Linked DNA regions of Homo sapiens: region 1 is linked to region 2. Evidence: chromatin contacts called from ENCODE Hi-C data. All regions are on one chromosome and are shown on one strand. Each heading gives the region's core, a stretch centred on a gene start or an enhancer-like site at or near the end of the contact. The rest is flanking DNA. Distances are from core to core; before and after follow the strand shown.

Region 1 (3,304 bases), core at 395-2,894, 130 kb after region 2:
GGCCAACGTGGTGAAACCTGTCTCTACTAAAACTACAAAAATTAGCCGGGCGTAGTGGTGAACGTCTGTAATCCCAGCTACTCTGGAGGCTGAGGCAGGAGAATCACTTGAACCCAGTAGGCAGAGTTTACAGTGAGCCAAGATCGTGCCACTGCACTCCAGCCTGGGCGACAGAGTGAGACTCCATCTCAAAAAAAAGAAAAAAAAGAAAAAGAAAAAGAAAGAAAGAAAAGAAAAGAAAAATCATAGCCCTTACTTCACCGCACAGCTGAAGACTCTCTCTGAACAAGTAAAATATAAGATAATCCTTGGTTTGGTCACAGGGCATAATGATTAAGCCCATATTCTAGGCTCAGGAAAAAAAAAATCAGACCCTGATCAGCAAAGACTCTTGCAAACAAGGAGCTCTGTTGAGAAAACTAAATACCACCTGTTCTCACTAATAAGTAGGAGCTAAACATTAGGTACACGTGGACATAAAGATAAAAACAATAGACACTGGCAACTGGAAGAGCGGGGAGTGAGGAAGAGGAAAAGGGTTGGAAAACTACCTATTGGGTACTATGTTCAATACCTGACAGATGGGTTCAATCATACCCCAAACCTCAGCATCACACAGTATACCCCTGTAGCAAACCTGCACATGTACCCCGCAAAAACTAAATTAAAAGTTGAAATGTTTAAAAAAGAATTCTGCTGAGACATACATTTGCAATGCCAACTAATGCAGGTTTATTGAGAAATACATGGTGAGACAAGCTCTGTTTTTGTGAGACACAAAAGCAGAGGCCAGGAGATACAGCAGCAAGGTGAAAACATGTCAAAAGCATCAGAGACTGGGGTGTGGATGGTAAAGCTTCTGGACACATCCAGAGGCATACACAGCACCAGTGAGCAACCCTTAAAACAAGCTTAGGGCTGGCCAGAAAAATTTTAGAGTGCTAAAGACAGCGTGTGCATGGATAGTAGCCAGCAGTCAGGCGGTCACAAGAAGGGTCAGCTATGAAGAGCTATTCAGGGACAAGCAGCATGCTGGAAGATCCTGGAAACAGCTGGCAGGTCGTGGAGTCTTGATTCGCTCACTGGCTCCTACACACTTAGCAGGTTCTTCGGCAGCTGGACACGCAGGACTGCTGATACGTCCTGGAGACCCCACAGGCTGGCTGGCAGACAGTAGAGACTCCTCCCACTGGTTGGCAGACAGTAGAGATGCCGCCCACTGGTTGGCAGACACTGGAGATGCCTCCCAGGGGCTGACATCCACTAGAGACAAAGGTGAGCGGCCGGCTGTAGGTAGTTGAGCAGGGGTTGGAAATACAGGTAGTTTGTCGAGAGCAAGTCACCTGGCAAGGGTTGGAGACACATGAAGTTCGCCGGTAACAGGTTGGCTGGCAAGCAGTGGGCTCACAGCAGGTCTCTTGACAGTGGTCCAGGAGCCAAGAGCCAGTCTGGAAGGAACTGGGCAAACAGATGCCGCCCAGGCAGTCAGCATCAGTGGTGGAAGTCGTGGTAACTTGGGCCACTGGAACAATGCAGCGTCCTCCAATGGGCCTGGAAGAGCAATTTCTTGTGGAGCAGTTGAAGGACATGATGTCAGACAGAGGGCTGCAGGTAGCTTGCTGAAGTTACCTCCTGAGTTGTGAATGTCACTCCAGACTCCTGAGCTTTTATATATCCTTGCTGGTGGGTGGGGCTCTCTCCCTGGTCTCCGTGGCTTCTTTGGCTCAGACCAGTTTGCCTTAGAACATCTTGTGAATCTACACATTAATTGTCTCTTAAGAAGCCTTCACCCTCATAAAGAAAGTTTAGTAGTTTGGTAACTAAATCACAAGTCTTCTGTACTGTACTTAGTCTGATTAAGAAGGCTGGTTGGCAGCTTCAAAGCTATTGGTCATCCCAGCCCACACGTTGTCCCTCATTCATCTTGCTTATGATGAGTGTTGACCTGACACTCATCCTACCAAAGATGCCACCATCCTACCATCACACACTCTCTCCCTCCCTACCAGGACCAATTACAAGCCCATGCCCTGTTTCATTTGTCACTGGACTTAATATCTTTTAAACATAACTTAATCAGTCACTCTACCACACCTAACGGAGCTCCTCATTGGGAAGGTGCCTCCTTGAATATGTTTCAAGACAACAGTGACAACACTTGACAGGAACAAAGGGCACAGAGACTTGTATCCAAAGTCTGAGCTGGCTCTCAAAATTAATCAACTGACTCAAACAAGATGCCCGTGGGAAGGCTAGAGGGCAGTGGGACCCACCCTTTATGTTCAACCAACAAAGCAAATTAGAAGCTAACTAAGTGCAACTGTATTTGTAGCCAAGACCTTTTCTAAGTAAATTGGATGAGCTTTATTCCTAAAATGTTTAATTTAATAACAGTGGATAATAGTGACTCCTGGGTCTCATTAATATGCCAGTGGAAAAGGCTTAGTTAATTTTTAAAATTATCATAATGTTAATTTGAAAGGGTACAGTGTCTTTCTCCCAATTTGTTCAATATGTTCAAAAGATATTTATTTTCACACATATAGATAGAATGCATTTTAATTATGGACAAACTAAAGGCTCTTCAAGGTCATTGTCTCCATCAGGGATAAGGGGGAGGCAGAGCTGGGGGAAGCAGGCACTTAATCAATGTTTGGTAATGAAGAGATGTGTGAAGAGTGTGCTATATTTAATTATTCTTTTTATGCTTGGGGAAGCTATAGGGATATCACTCTATTTTATTTCATCTCACTACAATATAATGAATTTTAAACACCAGAATGATGGCTCGTTTGGGTCCACCTGAACATAGATGAATAAACTGCCTCAACTCTGGCAAAATAAGCAACTTCAACATCGCTTCAAGTGGTCAGTGGTATTTCTGTCCCAAAACAGCTGTAGCATCTGACTCATTTTTAAACTAGCTTACATGAGGGAGCGTAAGGGAATAAAATGGATTTCCATGTATTTGAGGGCTACAGGTAAGCTATGTTTTAAATATCCACAAAGCAAACAGCGTTATGTCAGGACTCATCAGAAATCCCTAATTGGAAACTAACGACACACCCAAAGAAGAGGGTGCTGTGAGCAATAGCATGATTCCCAGATATCAGACCTCAATGTCCTGACCCTCCCTCAGTGACTCACCATGTGTTCCCAGGAACGGGGTGAAATTAATGAGATGACTACTTTCCACAATGTTGTGGCTATGCTCTTCCCACCACAGAGGGTATCTTAGTTGGTGTTTGAAGGCCTGAGTCCTTGGCCCTAGGGCCTGGCTTGCATGTTGTAAAATGGATTACTA
Region 2 (3,241 bases), core at 404-2,903:
TGTAAGAGAATAAATAAATTACTCTGTTAGACAAAAAAAAATAGAAAAAGGGAAAAGAGCTATGTGTGGACAAACAGTAATATGATATAAATAGGACAGTATATTAAGCTCAAACCTCTACACTTGAAGGAAAAAAATGAGTGAAGTCATAAATTGTACCCCTTCCCAAACTCAAATTGCTGTAGGAACATATGGCCATTTACCTGAGGTTTTGCTTCCTCAGTCTTTTGTCCTTTCCTCTTGATCCCAAAGACCTACATACTTTGGGCACACATGATTGCTGACTAGCAGAACCCCTGAACACCTTTTTGTTCTTTACACACCTTTAGCTAAGAGTGGTCACAGTACACATGTGTACAAACAAGGGCAGTCAAAATTCTTCCAGGAAGAGTGTCCCTTCCCAAATAAGAGGACAAAGTTTTAAAAGACCTGATGCTCTTCATCATTTGTCCTTACTTGTGCAGAATGTTGGTCATACACAGCAACCACTTTAAAACCATGAGTATGAAAGTCACACAGAAAGGGTGGGGAGTGGGAACATAAAAGAGCCCTGATCCTTTCTCACCATCTTGAGCACTTGTAGGAGACTTATCTGCTTAGTCTAAGATTTCTTGTTTTACATATTTCAAAAGCTATTAACATTAAATTAATATTGTTGCCTCTTAATTACCTTGACTTAAGCTCAAACAAGATAGTCATTGCTGAACTAGTGCATTAACCTCATGAGTAGATCCCCTGTCTCATTCTTGGTTCTATTCTAATTCTTTTTTCATGCATATTTTAAAATTTTGAGCTTAATATTTGTGTTCATGTTTAAATAAAAATGTAAAGAGTTAACATACAAGGAATTAAGAAATATGTAAAACACAAGTATTTGGATTCAACCAATAAAATAACGTTGTCTTATTTAAAGTTGTGGTCACACAGCTTTTGAGGAAGCCACAAAACCTCAAATTAAGGAGACATTAAGGAGACCAGACTTCTTAGTGAGTAAGGCCTTTTATTAAGAAAATTCTATTTTTTTTCCATTTTAGTATGCTCCAATTATATAGTCCTCTTGTGTTTCAGCAAATAGTCATGGCACAAAGATTCAGAAAAAGATGTAAGAGCTTACATTAGAAAATTACACTAGAAAATTAATCAGAATAAAATCTCCTCTCTTCAGCGATGTGATGAAACTACTCAGTCTCCATCCACTGCCAACAGCTTCTCTTATATGCATTCAGATAGTCAGGTGACCATAGTCAACCTTTACTTAGATGTGAAGATAATGGGTAGGGGAGATTTCAATTGAACTTGATCTTGGAGAGGTCATTGCAAAGCCAAGGATGACCTGTAGTGATGATTAGTAGCAAGAGGAATAGCATCTTCTGTAGCAAAGTGGTCGGTAGCCACAGCAGCTAGAGCTGTATCCACAGCCATATCCACAGCCAGAGCCGTATCCACAGCCATAGCCACAGCCAGTTCCATAGCCAGAGCCATATCTACAGCCAGAGCCGTATCCACAGCCATAGCCACAACCATATCCACAGCCGGAACTCCAGCCAGAGCCATATCCACAGCCCCCACAGCAGTTTCTGTAGTAGTTGCAACACATGATTTCAGGAGGTTAGATTTCAGTTGAGGTGTAGGAGGATATTTCTGAAGTGTGACTGTCCTCTACTCTTCTAAGACCTTTATATACTTCCAGGGATGCATGGGTCATCCTCACATGGGCTCTATTTGCTCATTTTATAATCATCTGCCTAAAATGAGCTCATTCTGTGTACATCTACTTTCTTTGGAATTCATAATTTGCTTATGACTTCCCTAGGAATATTTTTATGCCTGAAAAGAAAACAAATATACAAGTTCTAAACACACAAGCTTATACAACCATAATTTTGTTTTCCATAGTTTCATTTCATAGCCATGACATAACACATCACCAAAATATGTTTGACCTATAAATGTATGTTTATCTTTCTGTTCTTGTAAGGTCTTGAGAATTATCTATTTAATAAGGAGTTCTCACTGCTCTTAATACCATCATCATCATCATTTCTTCTTATTCTTTCCTAATACCTTGGTGTTCTTTTCTTATCATAGTCACTAAAAATTACTAAATCATGGTTTTTGGACAAAGAATTGGGTATTTCCACGTGCTACCTCAACTTCTTGAAACCCTCTCCTTCTCTCTGAAGAAAAGTTTGACCATTCCCCCCTTTTCTAGGCAGTCTATGACCTTCTCTTGCTTGAAAAAAAAATTTTTGTTAAACGTCTGACAGGTCAGTTATGTAATATGTGTCATTTAAAATTTATAGAATAAACTTTTGATTTTTCCATTTAAAGTGAGGGGAATTCCTTGGTTCACAACTTTGTTGTTGATGTCCAGTTGTTAAATTCTGTTCTTAAACACAGGTTTGTTTGTGTTTAAGAACCGAATTAACAATTGGATATCCATAATAATTGGACCACTCTGATGTTTATGCTGTACATCGGTGCTTTCTACTGAATAATAATTTCCAGCATATCCTGGACCCAAAACTGAGGTGGAGCTTCATTGGATATCCTTAACCCACACTGCTGATACCTTCTACTGCCCTTCTGTGCCACACCCAAAAATGCAGGAGCTCTGTTTCCTCCTGCAATGTCCCTGCTGCATCCTCTCCTGAGAAAACTTGAAGCCATGCTCACAGTGAAGGAGAAATACTTAAAGGAATCCCATCTATCAGCACAGAGAATATACTGAAGGATGAATTAGATGCTGAGGGGCCACAAATTGATAATCAGTACAATGTCCTCCATGTTCCAGAGGCTCTGTAGTAGAAATAGCTTTCCCTGGAAAACAGATTGGTTAATTTCCTGACTGAGTCTTTTCCTAATTATATGACCATGGAAAATGTCCTCAACTTAGATGAACCTCAGTTTCTGCAACTGCCAAATGGGAATAAAAATAATTACTTTTATTTAAAATTTTATTAAGAGGCCTACAGAAAATACACAGGCAATATAAGTAGTGTAGCAATGACCCTGATACATGGTGGAGACAAAACTTTTTCTTTCTTTTCCCCTTTTCTTTTGCCCAAATATAAGCATTCCTAAACAGTAACAGCTTTTCAAATTTCTGTATATACTTGTATTGATCTATTTGTTGTACTAAAATTTTGAGATTTGAATTTTAATTTTGCTATTTTTAAAGTATGTGATATACATATGTGTAAATATACATATGTCAAGTAATGTTTTCGTAATAAACTTT

The links. A loop is a pair of places that touch in the nucleus more often than their neighbours do.
Region 1: a map of breast epithelium shows a loop between it and region 2 (12-fold over the local background). The contact joins the promoter of KRTAP11-1 here to the promoter of KRTAP21-2 in region 2. A Hi-C loop is called at or near these places in 1 of 168 maps with a recorded cell type or tissue (breast epithelium).

What each region holds. Positions count from the first base shown.
Region 1 is chr21:30,879,936-30,883,239 of GRCh38, forward strand. KRTAP11-1 (keratin associated protein 11-1) reads right to left here and starts at 1,645. Exons shown (of 1, transcript NM_175858.3): 1 at 709-1,645. The coding sequence starts at 1,589. The coding sequence ends at 1,098.
Region 2 is chr21:30,745,606-30,748,846 of GRCh38, forward strand. It overlaps KRTAP21-2 (keratin associated protein 21-2), which reads right to left and starts at 1,654. Exons shown (of 1, transcript NM_181617.3): 1 at 1,189-1,654. The coding sequence starts at 1,597. The coding sequence ends at 1,346.